Regions from separate parts of the Homo sapiens genome. Here region 1 is linked to region 2. A link is a contact called in ENCODE Hi-C or POLR2A ChIA-PET data. All regions are on one chromosome and are shown on one strand. The core of a region is the stretch at or near the end of the contact, and the rest is flanking DNA. Distances in the headings are between cores, read along the strand shown. Region 1 has its middle 34 kb from the start of ZBTB7C. Region 2 overlaps ZBTB7C (zinc finger and BTB domain containing 7C).

Region 1 (7,464 bases), core at 4,738-7,237, 390 kb before region 2:
TGGGGAGCCGCCGTGCCCTCTCGGCCATAAGCAGAACACAGAGCGGCGGCCTCTTGTGCGGTTTGATCATGTGAACCATCCCGGTTGAAAAAATGAAGGGTATCGAATTAGGAATGAAAATGATTCTTTCCCCAAGCTCTGAATGCACTCCAAAATCCCTAGGGGGAGGCTTGGGTTTGTGTTGGCAAAGGAGGAGCTGGTGGAAATGTCTGCAACTCAGTCTCACGCTTCCTCCTTCTCCCTGACTGATTGCCTTAACAGGCGCCGAGGCTCTCCAGCCGACAGGCCACCAGAGGGCACCCACAGACAGGGCTGGCAGTCTCGGGCGGGCAGGCGGGTTAGCGTCCTCTGAGAAGGCCGGGGTCGGATGTCGTGGCACTGCAGAGAGAAAAGCATACACAGGAGCCGAAACACACTGAGCAGGCCCAGGACGCGAGAACGTGGATCTGGAGCCACACCCAGCCCGTGGCCTTCCCATGCAATGGCTGTGACAACTCTCCGGTTCTGTGGCCTATGCACCAAAACAATACCTGTGGGCTCTGTCTCAGTGTCAAACTGGGATTATGTTTTTGTTTCCAAGATTAATTTGAAAAAGGTGACTGGGCATGGTGGCTCACGCCTGTAATGCTAGCACTTTGGGAGGCTGAGGCAGGAGGATCCCTTGAGCCCAGGAGTTCAAGACCAGCCTGGGCAACATAGGGAGATCCTGTCTCTATTTAAAGTTTTTTTTTTTTTTTAATTTTGAAAAAATAATTTAAAAAGAAAAAAGAAAAAGGCAAGTCCTCTGTAGATGTGTAAAGACCACAGCTAGAAGTGACTACAGATACTACTTTATTAACCACCATGAGGGTCAACTGACCCAGGCCCCCAAAGTTAATTATCCAAACCCTGGCGACATTGGCTAGTGGTGGTTTTAGCCCAAACATACACATATGTACCCACATCTCCCATGTGTTTATCACACTGAATGAGAATTACCTCCTTATTTACATGGGGACCTGAAGAGCAGGAACCATATCCTGTGAATCTCTGTTCCCAGTTGAACTTTAATGTATGTCAAACATATATAGAACATTTGGTTCCATTTCTCCAGCAAAGCCTGGAAGACAAGAAACATGATGCTTTTGTGGATTCCAAGTAGAGAAAACCTTCCTGTTCTGTGGCCTGGGATTATTTCCAACTAGGCAGGTCCATGATTTTAGGACGGCGGTCAGCAAACTATATACCTAAGCCAAATCTGGTCCGTTGCCTGTTTTTGTAAGTAAAGTTTTATTGGAACACAGCTATGCACATTCATTTACTTACTATCTATGTCTGCTTTTGTGCTACAGCAGCAGGGTTAAGCAGTTGCAACAGAGACCATATTGCCCCACCTACACTGAATGTTTGCTCTCTGGCCCTTTACAGAAACAGTCTGCTGACCCCTGCTGGAGGAGGACACAATAGCAGCCTTGGGATGTGGCTGGCAGGAGAGCTCCTCCTTGCTTCACTGTGGTGATGGTGGGGCCAGCAGAGCCCCCAAGGGATGCTAGCCATGCCTTGGGTGTGCTATGGGTATGTGAAATCTGCTTCGTGGGGACAGCCTTGCTGAGAAGCCAAGGGTCCTGCACAAGTCCTTCCAGTTCTTGATACCCAGCTGCAGTGCTAGAGTACCTGTACCCTAGCACAGCCTGGGAGGGTCTGGACATCTTAGATCAGCTTCATTCTCTCTCTCTCTCTCTTTAAACATTAAAAAAAGAACATTTTATTGAGATATAATCCACACATTTAAAGCATAAACTTCAGTCCCTTATCTCTTAACCTACTTGTCTTGTGACTCTTTTCCCTTTCGTTTCCTTAAGCTACACCTGTATAAACTTGTTCCCTGCAAAGATTTCAGTGAATTTATTCACAATCAGGTGTAAGTGACGAATAATAGTAGGATCCCTAGAATCTCAGGATGACCCATCCCATGTTGTATGCTTTTGTCTCAGGTAGAGTTTTTCCCAAGTACACACTGGGATGGAGTTTGGGGTACAGAAGAAGACATCAAACAGGGAGGCAGACCAAACAAAGCCTTAGCCAGCCTAGCTCTTGCCTAGATGTCCAGGCTTCTGTGCTTGTCCAGACCTCTCTCAGTCACCAGATGCAAGTGCCCCAGGAGAGGAGGCTCCCTGCAGGGGAGGCCAACCCTGAAGAGCTGACCCTGGAGGCTTTCTGCGGACCACACTCCCCACAGCTGGATAGCGAGCCCTTCCCTGAAGGGGATCTAGAAGCTGTGTTTCCATGTGCACCTCACCCTTTTAAAGGATCCCATAACCCAGTGACCCTCCAGCACCCCACTGATAGGAGGACTCTCCCAGGACCAGGGCACCCTCTTTCTACAGAGGCAGCCCATCCCCATTTCACAAGGTGCTGGGCTTCCCTCTGCTGAGCTAAAATCTGCACTCCTAAAATGCAGGAGTGCTAGTCTAGGTTCTGCCCTTTGGAGCTACACAAATCAAAAACCCATTCCCATGATGACTATTGGGAGCATCTCCCAGCCCACTCCCATCCTGATCTCTCCATTCATTCCCCATGTGACATACGTCCGTGATCTCTGTCCAGATCATTGCTGTTTAGTCCAAATCCCTCTGACATATGGTTCCAGCTCTGAATGCAGTTCTCCAGGAGGCCTGCTTAGTGCTGAGACTAAGTCCTTCTTGCTCTGAAGGACACAGTCAAATCACAGTGTTGACTCAACTGAAGTTTACCAAAATCCTCAGCCACCAGCCACTGCTGATCCAAAGAGCCACGGACTGTCCTGCTGTAATTGACTCTCAGACACAAGTAAAGAATTTTGTATTTGTCTCAGTTTTTTTCTAACTTTTAGCCCCTTCCCAAGGGAATTTGCATTTTAACAGAAAAGGATGAATATCTGAGAAGGGATTCCTGGATGGATCAAAAGATGAATTTTCAGCCCTGGGTGTTCCTGCAAACACCCACAGATTAGTGCTTATTAGTGCTTCTTTTTTGTTTTTTTGTTTTTGTTTTTGTTTTTGTTTTTGTTTTGAGACGGAGTCTTGCTCTGTCACCCAGGCTGGAGTGCAGTGGCGTGACCTTGGCTCACTGCAACCTCCACCTCCTGGGTTCATGCCATTCTCCTGCCTCAGCATCCCAAGTAGCTGGGACTACAGGTGCCCACCACCACGCCTGGCTAATTTTTTTGTGTTTTTAGTAGAGATAGGGTTTCATCATGTTAGCCAGGATGGTCTCAATCTCCTGACTTCATGATCTGCCTGCCTCGGCCTCCCGAAGTGCTGGGATTACAGGCATGAGCCACCATGCCTGGCCAGATTAGTGCTTCTTAAACCCGTTTCAGGAGTATGTAGCAGTTCATTACAGGAAGCTCAAACAAGCTTCTTTTAGCAAGAAGCATCCTCCTGGAGGGTCACTTTATCCTAAGATTTGGGGACAAAAATTCCTATATTAAGCAACTCAGTAATAATATAGAAAAGAATGCAAAATATACATGAATTTCTAAGGGAAATTATTGACTTCAAAGACATTTCACACATCTTTTGGGATGCCTTAGGCCCACCCCTGGCCTCCCTGGAGGGGAGCAACATAGTCACTCTCTAGTTACAGAGTACTTGGTGTAGATAATGATGCTCTCCACCCTGGGCCAAAGTGGCCATGCATGGGCCAAGACATACACAAGATAACCAACCAAATAAGAACCAAACCCACACACTCCCTGCCAGTCTAGACAATGCAGTTTTGGAGGTAGAGGGTCCCTCACAGATCAGCTAGTCTGATTTTTTTGTTTTACAAAGATACTAACACCAAGAGCCAGAGAATGGAAATCATTTGCTCAAGATGGGGCAGATTTGTGGTCCCCTGAGTCTGAGTCTCCTTCATGGCATTTACTATGGGTAGTGCCAGGGAGGTGAAATTGGCTGGCTGTGAGGCTGAAACATGGTAGGTAGGCCCCTCGGGTTGCTGTTCCAGGAGATCATGGGGCCATGGGCATAATAGGCACAGGTAGAAGTTTCTGGCAGGAGTAGCTGCTGGAGAATCCACATACTTGATGTGCTGGGCAGCTCCCTGTGGGTTGAGTCAGCCTCAGCCAGCTACTAGGGATTCACCCTGGATCCATTCTCTTACGTGTGAGGCTGACATCAGAACCACTTTCTATGACTCCAAGAGAAAGCCACACTTCTTTCTCAACAGTTATTTCAGACATTGATTTTTTTCTCCCCCTGGTTGTTTCTCATGGAAAACAAGACTGCTTTCCCCCAAGTCCCAAGTGACTGCCTTCTTTGATCCTGCCCCTGGGGCTGTGTGTGTGACACCATCATTTGGCAAACAGTGAGAAAACAAAGAGAAAACCCAGAAGGGTTGGGGTTTCTAAAATCTAGGGCACAGTCCATCCCTTGAGAAGCAGCAAGTAATCTAGCTGAGTGAGAGAAGACCAACATGAATTTGAAAACAGTAAAAAACCATAAAGAAGGAAGGGTGGTTCAGGCTGTGATTGAGAGAATAGCTTAGAGGGGAGGGCTGGATGGGGACAGGAGTGATCAGGGAAACCTCGCTGGAGCTGCCATCTCCTGTCCTAGGTTTTGGGGCACCAGCACAAGAGTACCAGACTTGGAGGTGGGGGTGCACGTTTAAATTTGAGTTCACCCAAACGAATTTTGTAAGGGGGCCCATCTCCAGTTCTTCCTAAGTCCCCTCCCATGTTGTCCTCTATGCCCAGTGATTGTGTAAATCCCTCAGGAAAAGACTATCTCATCAGCATGCATTTTCTCAGATTGGCCCTGCTCTGCTGGCTTTTTCCCTACAGTTGTCTCTGTAGCTTCCCTTAGTCTCAGTTTCCCCATATGCGAACGAAAGAGATTTGTTCCCCTGCTCCTCTCTAAGAAGGTTGTGAAGATAAATGGCATCACAGGCTAGATCAATTCAACTCAAGCCCAGGGAAATATTGCACTGGGAAGCTTCATTCAAACTATTCTCCTCCAGTCTGTCAAGCATCGCTATCGAGACAGCTGGAGGAAGAATTTCAGATGGGGGGCTGGGCAAAGGGGTGGCACCCTTTGTATTCATTCATTCCACAAAAGAAAATATACTTGGATTCCAAGAAATGGAGGGAGCATAGCTCCAGGCAAGTGTGCAAGGGGGCCGCCTTGTCACCTTTCCTGAGTGTCCTGGGCCAGAGCAGCCGGTGGAGGACGTGGCACTTGGAACCAGCTCAGCTGCAAAGGCAGACCACAACCAAACCAGTAACTGCTTTTCCAGACACTGCACACAGCTTCGCCGGGCTGGAGAGTGTGAGGCAGCTGACAGACTGAGAAGGGCTTGCAGTTTCCAGCGCTCCGACCGGTGTCAGAAATCCTCAGAAGATTGATGGGCCTTTTCCAAAGAGGAGGCCAGAGCACTTTCAGGATGAGAGCCCGGGAGGAGCCGGGCTTTGGAGAACTTGGCACAGAGCTGCCTTTTGCCCCCAGGGACCTGGATCTGAGCGTGGTCCCAGAGTCTTGGCAGGAGGTCGTGTTTCAGTTGGCATCCTCTGCCGCGGTGGAGGAAGCCGACCACGGCCGGACATCCTGTGCCAGTTTGGGAGGGTTGGGAGCGCCTTTCAGAGAAGTCCCAAAACCCTGAGCACACGCAGTCACACTGCATTCATTCAGCACACAAGTGCTGTTTCTAAGGTCAGCACCAGATGTGACTTTAAAAGTGTACAAAAGGAACACAGATTTCAACAAGCGGAATCCTGCCTGGCCTTCAGCTTTAATGGAACAGCCCTCACAGGCCAACCTGGGTGGGTTTAAATTCATTTAAGCCACTTTCCTGACAGAGGGGTCTGACTACGGAGAACTCAGCCGAGGACTTGGAGCATTTCCTCCTGTAGTTAGATTCGGTGGAGGACTGGTGGGGCTGAGTCCTCAGCCCGATTAAGCAATGAATTGGGATTTGTTTCCCTGAGCCCAGGGGTGGCGGGGATGGGGTAAGGTTGTGGCAAGGTCCCTGGACTGGAGTCAGGCATTCTGTAATTGAGTCCTTCCTAGGATACTAACTAGCACATGACTGCAGGCCGTCAACCTCCTCGCTGTCCTATTCTGAGATTCCTCCAGCTTGAAAATTCGAAATGGGGGTGTTCCAACTATAAGCGAAGATTATATTTTTAATATGAGTGGAGGATTCCTGATGATCTCCAGTTAAAGGAAAGAGTTTTCTAAATCCATAGACTTTTGATTTCCCTTAAATTATTATGTAAATAGCAGATGTAAAGACAGTTCTAGTTGGAGTCAGGTAGGTAGGAAGAACTGAAATTCATTCAAATGAGCTTAAGAAAAAGGGAGTTTATTGGATCCTATGAAACCTAAGATGAGGCTGGGTCTTGCAGGGGCTGAAGCTGGAAGCTGGAAAGTTATCTGGAATGGAGATGGCCTGTCTGCTTCATTCTCTCTTTCTGTCCATTATGAGTTTCCTTTGTTTATCCAGAGTCCCTGTCACTCGTAAATGTCACAAGGCTTTGGCTTGTCATGATACTGACTTCTCCCTCCCTCTACTTTCCCTTAAAACCTCACCACTAGTGAACACAGCCTTGGGTCAGGTGTCCATCCTTGGTCTAATCAGCCTCTGTGGAGAAGGGGAGAGGTGTGGTACCTGTGCACTGGGCGGTTTCTCTAGAGAGGGCTGGGCTGGGAAGGGGCAGGTGCAAAAGCTATCTAGGACAAGAACATCTTGACCACTGCACCACCCTCTACTCTAGAAATTCTCTCTCTCTTTGGGTCCAGGGACTCCATATCCCATAACGCTTCTCTTTCTCTGGTGATTACTTTGACAGCTCCTTTGATGGTCTTTTCTTGCTATCTAGCCCTTTAGTTTTGATGTTCCCTAAGAACCTGTTCTTGATCATCTTTGCTTTATTAGGTCCTCAATAATCCAGGTCCTCAGTCCAGACACAAAGAATACGGTGGAGAACAAGACTGCCTCCATCGTCATAGGATTCACAGCCTAAAGAGAAAACAAGTGGTTTCAATCCATCATGACAAGCTCCATGATGGGAAGTGGGGAGAGGGTCTCGAGAGCACATATCAGGGAACTTAATTCCACCCACCAAGGACTCCCCAAGTATGTTTCCAGCTCCAATTCTCTTTTGACCTGCATTTGTCACTGTACTTATTGGACATCTCCATCTACCAGTTCTGCAGCAGTGTTAGATCTAAAATATCCACAATGGAAACAATTGTTACCCACCTAGAGCTGTTAAGCCTGTATTACTTATAGCTATTAACATTGGCACATCCTTCCAGGCTCCAAGGCTGGATACCTGGGAGTCCATTGACATCTCTTTTCTCTGATCATCGAAATCCAATGAGTTGTTAGGTCTTGTCAAGTTGCCCTCAGTGATGTCTGCAGGACCCAGTCTTCCCCTACATCCCCACCACCATTTCTGGTTCAAACACACGTTGTCTCTTCTCCTTGGTGTTGCAATAGTCT
Region 2 (7,664 bases), core at 4,287-6,786:
ATTCCTGAGCCCGTCCTAGCTCAGCAGCGGATCTGCCAGGTTTCCTCAGTCCAGGGTGGAGATGGGGAGATTCTCCTGCCTTGAGAATATTTTCACTGTAAATTTATGATGGTCTGGAAACCAAAAATCGCAGAGCAAGACGACGAGCGGTGGTAGCTGCAGTGGGGTCGAGTTGGGGTGGAGGGAAAGGGTAGCTACTCTATAAGGTGCTGAATCAGGTGAACTATTCTTCCTTTAGGTCGGGAAAGTCTAGTCCTTGGTGCTGGGCTCCTGTGGCTGGGAGCAAATATCAGGAGAGTGAAGGCAGGCTCCTGTCTCCTGAGAGTCTCACAAAGCACAAAAGGGAGGGCTGGATTCCCAGGCTGCATTCAGAAGCGGGCACTTGTGATGCATTGTTGCACAGCTTTCCACGATGCCCTCCCTCCCCAGACAGCCGTTCAGCCCAGACACCTAGCTCTGACTTGCTGGCTTCCATATTCCTGATTGTAGCACCCAGCCCGTACTTGGTTCTTTTTTTTTTTTTTTTTTTTTTTGAGACTTGAGTCTTACTCTGTCACCCATGCTGGAGTGCAGTGGCGCAATCTCAGCTCACTGCAACCTCTGCCTCCTGGGTTCCAGCGATTCTCCTGCCTCAGCCTTCCGAGTAGCTGGGATTATATGCACCTGCCACCATGCCCAGCTAATTTTTGTATTTTTAGTAGAGATGGGGTTTCACCATGATGGCCAGGCTGGTCTTGAACTCCTGACTTTAAATGATCCTCCCGCCTCAGCCTCCCAAAGTACTGGGATTACTTTGGGAGGTGAGCCACCATGCCCAGCCCCACATTAGGTTCTTTATTGGTTCCTACTTCTTTGAGATATTTTGCTGTGGGTTACTCTTACCTGCCCAGTGAAGCCAGAAGCCCCTCTAAAGCAGGTATTTTCTATAGACTTACACAGCATGAAGCCCAGTCAAGCATATGGTGAGTGATCAATAACATGTGGTAATTGACTGATATTCCACGAGTCAACCAAAGGGGACAAATGAGTTTCCAACTCACATCCTAATTGCCCTCTCTTTGGAAAGGGAACCAAACAGCCATCAGCTTCTGCAGTGGGCAAGGGAGGAAATGATAGCAGAGGAGAGACTGGGCTCAGGTATAAATAGGAAAAGGAAACGCTTGGGCTTTCTCAGTGCAATAAAAGTTCTATATAATAATATTATAAGGAACTGTGCAATTAAGCCTGGAAATTGCAAGCTTCCAGTTTGTTCTTTCCCAGCCAAATGCCAGGCGGTTCTCGTGGTGGACGGCGTTTGCTTAGAAGAAAAGTACAAGTTCTGAGGCAAATCTGAGGTTTGGCTTCCTTTGAAAAACACAGGCAGGGCCGGGATCTTTGAGGCCATCTGGCTGGACCTCGTCTCTAAATTGAGGTAGACAACAGCAGGGAGGCAGGAGTGTTTGTCGAGGGCTGAGGCATAACCAGGACATCTTACACCTGTGATGAGTCCTCGGCATGTGACTCTGTCCTCTTTCCTCCCACAGCTGCCACCCCCCACGGCAGCTCCTCCCCGGCCAGATCCCACATGGAGGTCTGGGGTAGAGAAGGGCAGGGGAGTGGCCGTGAATAATGCAGAGCGGCTTCCTGGGTCAGGAGATACAATCTCCTAACTGGTTCCGGCCGCCCTTCCCTCCCTGCTCCAGGACTGCTTCTTGCTGACACCTTCCTCAAATACAGCGCCAAGAGATTCTTCTCCTATCCAGAACCTTCCCTGATTTCCTTCGCGGAAGGATTCCAATGCTCATGAGGCCCCTGCCTCACCGTCCCACCCACGCCCAAGACTCCCACATGGTGGGCTGCAGTGTTCCCTGCTCTGCTTCCCAGACTAGCCTGTCTCTAAATTCGTTGAACTTAAATCTTTGAACCCAGCACCGCAAACTCCCTGGCATTCCTGTCTGCATGTGCCATCCTCACTCAGCCTCTGCGCATGCCTTCGCACAAGCTAATCCCTTTGCCAAAATGTTGTCCTTCCCCTGCCCCACATCCCTGGCTGCTTGGGGGCCTCACCTCCTTGGAGGAGTCCCCTTCCTGGGCCCAGCAGAGTCCCCGTCCTCTGACCCCAGGCACCCCATCTGCCTCCATGAACCAGCACTTAGCACTCATTTTAGGTCTTGTCTTTACTGTCTCTCCCACTCTTCTGTGGCTTCTTAAGACCAGGAGCTCCATCTCTTTCATCCATGTTTCTCCAGCACTTAGCTAAATGGGTAAATACTGCAGTAGCTGAGAGAGACAGTTGCAGACTGCTTAGGAAACCCGGAACCTGACTGCTTAGGTTCAAGCCTCGGCTCTACCTCAGTTTCCCTACTTGAAAAATGGGGTGATAATGATGACAGTAGCCACCTCATGGGGTTTTTGAGAGGATGAAATGAGAGAAATATAAATGCAAATATAAATATAAATATAAATGTAAAATATTTAGGACAGCGACTGGTACCTAATGGGCACCCAGAGTACATCTCAGTGACCAGTTTGATTCAGTCAAAGGTGAAGGAATCTCAGAATTGGTCCTTCCATCACCTGTTTACTGTGTCTCTGTGCAGCATACCTGAAGTCACCATTATGGGAGAATGAGTTGTGTTCCTGTCCATTCCCCAACCCGCGCATGCAAGGCCTGTGGGGTGTCTGTAATGAATCTGTGCACATTCTGCAGAAGCGGCCGCTCCCAACTCCATGCCCATTCTTGGCCACTGTAGGGGCGATGGGAAGACAGACATGGAAGCTGCCTCCTCACTTTTCCTCTGGGGCAGGCGGAAGGGACGCATCAAGCACTTTTACCAACCTGTTGAGTCGTCATCACTCTACTCACTGTGGTCAAATAATAACCCCACCTTGACCTTGTAGAACACTCGTCATCTGAAAGTCCAACGTGTGTTCACATGTATTTTCCTGTGTAACTTGGCAGGGTCCCAGAGAGAACTAAAGTGAAGGGGGTGGGAGGAGAAAGAGGGCAAAGTCAAGGTCACAGGAAACCCAAAGTGAGATGCAGCAGCCCCAAGACATCTGAAGTCGAGCTGTGCATGACCTCAGAATCCAAGGATCTATCCTGGAACCAAAATATTGAAATGGATTCATGTGTGGGCAGCAAGGGACATTCACAACCAGCTAGTCTTATATAAAAGAAGAAACTGAAGCTCAAACAGGGACCCGGCCGCTTCAAGGTCACATGAAGCAGTTGCAGAGCAGAGCTAGGATTTTAACTATAATTCCTCCCCCAGAGGGTTTTGGCCTGCTGTCTGCTGACTGCACACCTGGGTACTTCCCAGCCTTTGCTCCTCATGCTCCCGGCCTTTCTCTGCTCCAACTATGGCCCCCTCACCTGGCCTCTGCTTTCCTTTCTGCCTGGTGTAAAGTCCCCAGGGCCAGCAGCAATGGACTCAGCTTCCAGAGCCCTACCCACAGCACTGGGAGCCCTTGGCACGTGGGTAGAAGAGGCATGCAGACAGCACACTCAGAGGCTAGCCAGCTGTGGAGCACCTTAATGCCTTCTAGAACAGATGCCAAAATATCCCCAGGAAGGGTCAAAATATGGTACCACTTAGCCCAGTTATCCACACACAACCTCTTCAATAACTAGCAAAATCTAAACCATTTCCACTCTACTAGAGGAGATGGCCCCTTTGGGCAGAAATGGCTACAAAGAATAGTGCTCTCATGGGTTGATGCTTGTCCCACCCTTCCACCACAGCCCCACCCTCCAGGGAGCCATCCAACACCAGAAGGGGACATCTCCTGTGAAGGCAGCCTGAGGCCATTGGGAGTATGAAACTCAGTAACGCGTGGCCTAGTGCTGTTTATGGGAGACGAGTGATTTATTTTATTATCTAAATTTTCAGTGGTTTAATAAGGTTTAATAAGCCTCCCAAGAAGTTTTCTGGCTCAGGAAATCGCCTGTAATAAACACAAGTAGTAAATCCTTTATTTTGAACATGAAAGAGGTGTGCAACTTTTCTTAAAAGAAAACAAGTCTCCCCCCACTGCCCCCTAGAAAATAAAGGATGAAAAAATAATTAAAGAACAACAGCTTGAAGGGGCACCATTTGATTTGCCTGCCGCAGACTTCCATGGCCAACCCGGCCAGGGTGCCAGCCATCTGCGGTGGCACTCCTCTCCATTGGTGTGTCCCGCCAGCTCTTGACCCTGCAGTTGCACCCTAGCAAACTGAAACGAGCCCTCACTTTGTGACTGAGGCCAGGCAGCCCCGTAGGGAACCCACTTTTTCTGTCTTTCTTGCAAGTCCCCTGCATGGTGCATTAGCAAAAGCAATGGCCTCAGGGAAGATGCGAGCGCCCCCACTCTCATCCCATCACTTTGTGACCTTAGCCTCACCTTCACTTTAGTTTCCTCATCTGTCAAATAGGCATAATTCCGCCTGGCCTGCCACCAAAGAGGTCAAAGTGCTTTGAAAGGTAAAAGGCTCCAAGCCACCCCTTGGATGAGGGGATGAGGGCAGTGGTCCTGGCACATCCACTTCAGATTGCCCCAGAGGCCTCAGGCAGCCTCTACATAGACGAAGGGGGTCCTCTAGGTGTGACTGAGCAGCTCTGACACTCATGTACCCTCAGCCTGAATCCCACACCCATTTCTATCCCCAAAGCCCAGGTGTGAGGCTTCCCCTCATTCTTCCTCACCCATCTGCCCATCCCTTGGGCTACGCTCTTCGGTACCCTTCAAGTCCAGCCTAGAGAAGCGCACCCTGGCTTTTGCCCTACTCTAAACCTCTATGGGGATCTTAGACCTTGTTCTGATAAAATCAAACCAATGCTGGTGTAGAGGAGATGGAGAAAGGGTTGAAGAGGTGGCGATGATGTTGGGGCTGGAGGTCAACAGGGGATACAGCCTCATACAGGGGGCAGAGCCTAGGTGACCAGCAGGAGGTTTGGGACCTCTGTCACTTACACAGTTCTGTGACCTTGGGCAAATCAATTCACCAGCAGGAGCTTAGGTTTCTCGTTGGCAAAATAGGCAAAATAATTCCTTATGTACACAGGGATCCTAGGAAAACATGAAGAAAAATGCCTGTGAACAAGCTTTCCTGAAAGTAAAGCTCAACAGGCATGTGGCATTGTTAACCCAGGGGGTTTCAGCAGAGAACCATGAAGCAGAGACTTGAGTGACTGGTTGCAGAAAAAAAACTCAGACCTTAGATGTAGGGGCAGAGAAAATCTGTCTGTGACTGGGATGAGAACCCAGGGGTGCCTGCTTCCTGGGTCTGGCCTCTTCTGGGCCCTTGCTTGTCTTGTCAAGGGGGCTGGACATTGCAGGGAAAGAGGAGGGGGTGCACAATTGTGTGAGGTGGGAAGGGCCTGCATTCCAGCTGTAAGGGAACACCTGGATGGCCATTGCCCTTAGCAGAGGAAGAAAGCTCAGAGCAAATCGCACAGAAACCCTGAGGGGCTGAGTGGGCCAGGCTCAGCTGGGGACTGCGGGCTCTAGGCGTGTCCTGGCAGGGTGGCAGAGCAGGTGGGGCCGGCTTTACCCAGTGTGGGCGCTCTGCCTGGGGTGCTCGTGGCGGGCAGGGCACAGGCTAAAAGTTGAAGTAGCCCTGCCCAGCCTCCCAGCCCACATGTCTGGTTCCAGCCTCTGGGGCAGCCAAGGCCCAGGGGCATTCCAGGGCCAAGGGGTGTGACCACCTTGCTTGGGGAAACTGCCAAGGGCTGGGTGGGTGTGCCCAGCAGAGATCTAGGGCTGGCCAGCTGCTTGGGCCAGGTCTCCCACCCTTTATCCTGCCCTAACCCACCACCCCTTTGTGGATTTCAGTGCCTACAGACCACGAGTAAAGACCTGCTCAAAGAACGCAGGTAGCCGCTGCCCAACCTCATTCCCACATCTGGAGAGGAAATCCACATCCCTTCTCACCCCATGCAGCACACCTCCCACCCCCACCTCAGCCACTAATTCCACCAGGTGGCTGTGAAGCTCCAGGCCTGGGCATGGGAGGAGGTGGAGGCTGGAGACTGGGTGGGGACAGCTTCCGGGATAGTGGGAGTCGGCTGGCTGGGGCCAGCTTGCCCTGGGGATTTGGCAGATGGAACCACCATCCTGAGCCCAGATTTGCTGAGCTGAGCAGGATTCAGGGAGGCACCAGACTTGTGGATCATAGCAATAGAATTGCACCAACAGTTCTATTCTTGAAGGGCAGGAAAGCAATGGGACTCAAGCAGAAATCCAGTTCCCACCCTGCTGTTTTCTAGCTGCGTGACTTGGAGCAGGTCACTTAGCCTCTCTGATTACCATAACAGGGATCATAATACCAGCAGAAGAATGAAATGAATTAATATAAGCACCTTATGAATGATAGGGCTCTGTTCAAATGTCAGGTATCCCACGGCAGAGGGCTGGGGCCATCCCACTGCCTTTTGTGATTTCAAAGCTATCCCCTTTGTTTATTTGAACCAATCTCATTCATACAGTGTCTACCATGTTCCTACTTGCTGGCATCCTGGGAGTAATGCAGAAATACAAGAAATAGACCCTGCCTTGAAGCAGGTGATCTCACTGGGGGAATGGGACTTCCAAATAACCCAAGTGTGCCTGGAACCTCAGGCTGACTCATTCCACTCACATACCACTCGGCGAGATCCATGCAATTACTTCCCCATTTCCTAGATAAGGAAACTGAGGCAGCAGAAGTATATAATTTGCCTACACCAGCACTTCATGTTCCTAGTAAAACTAAGACTAGAACACGAGTCCTTTACTAGCCAGGCAGGCTTGCACCTAGTTGGGGGCACTGTGGTCTAACAGAGGGGACACAGGCTTGGGCATTAACCTATTTATGCAAGAGGTTGAGAATCTTTTTGTGAAAAATCAGACTTTGGCGATGACCTTGAGCAGTAGGCTATAAATAACTCCCACAAGCTTAGTGTTCCAATAATGGAACACTAGGCATAAATGGGTTAAAACATCCTAGTTCTAATTCTAGCTCTGACACTGATTTGCCATGTGGCCTGGGGCATGGGCTTCGTTCTGTGCCTAATTTTCTCATCTGTAAAATGGACGTAAAATTTGTACCAGCCTTGCCAAGCTCTTTGGGTTAGAAGTACCTGAGACAAGGAGGTATGAAAAAACCTTAGAAGATGGTGATGCTCCGAACAGATGCCAGGGGAGAGCCCTGGGAGCCTGTAAGGACCCTTCTCAGGGAGTGTCTTCAATAGCGTAGATCTCTGCAAAACTGTGCAGAAGGCAAATTGGTTTCTGTTATGGCCCCATCCCTGCAAAAACACCCATAAGATGTCTGCATCCTTCCTGGACTTCACAATTGCTAGCATTGGTTGAGCACTGACTACATATCAGGAGGCAATTTGTGTGCATTACCTCATTTGATCCTCATGGCAACTCATCCTCATTGTACAGATGAGGAAACCCAGCTCAAGGAGGGTAATTACCAAGTCCCACAGGTCATGGGGTGGTGAAGCGAAGATGTCAGCCCAGGCTATCTGAGAGCGGGGACCTCACCCTCAACCTCCTCAGTCAACTCCAGGCACAGTGTCAGCACCAGCTGAGGACAATTTGTTTGATCCCACTTGGGGAATCCAGGTTAAGCCTATTTTCAGAAGGGATTTAAAGCTCTCCAGATCCATTCCGGATTCAAATGATGTAGAGCATGTTCTTCCTGCCCCCTCTGC

What was found. Hi-C counts contacts between places; a loop is a spot of excess contacts on that map. ChIA-PET counts read pairs that join two places held with the same protein, here RNA polymerase II (POLR2A). Pooled maps may share reads with other maps.
Region 1: a map of motor neuron shows a loop between it and region 2 (3-fold over the local background). The contact joins two enhancer-like sites. A Hi-C loop is called at or near these places in 103 of 168 maps with a recorded cell type or tissue (A673, CD4-positive, alpha-beta T cell, GM12878 and 55 more), 35 of 37 single-sample maps with no recorded cell type and 47 of 50 pooled maps. POLR2A ChIA-PET finds 5 or more read pairs at or near these places in 2 of 52 experiments (HCT116 and WTC11).

The regions. Positions count from the first base shown.
Region 1 is chr18:48,439,619-48,447,082 of GRCh38, reverse strand. No RefSeq gene overlaps it. Among named protein-coding and RNA genes, the nearest start is that of ZBTB7C, 34 kb to the right of the region's middle. RefSeq lists an enhancer at 1,251-1,545. Within about 2 kb of position 5,987, at least 9 of the 41 ENCODE cell types and tissues checked have a DNase peak (open chromatin) inside an H3K27ac peak, as active enhancers do.
Region 2 is chr18:48,048,280-48,055,943 of GRCh38, reverse strand. All of the region lies in intron 3 of ZBTB7C (zinc finger and BTB domain containing 7C), which reads left to right. Among named protein-coding and RNA genes, the nearest start is that of ZBTB7C-AS1, 110 kb to the left of the region's middle. RefSeq lists an enhancer at 1,238-1,738. Within about 2 kb of position 5,536, at least 2 of the 41 ENCODE cell types and tissues checked have a DNase peak (open chromatin) inside an H3K27ac peak, as active enhancers do.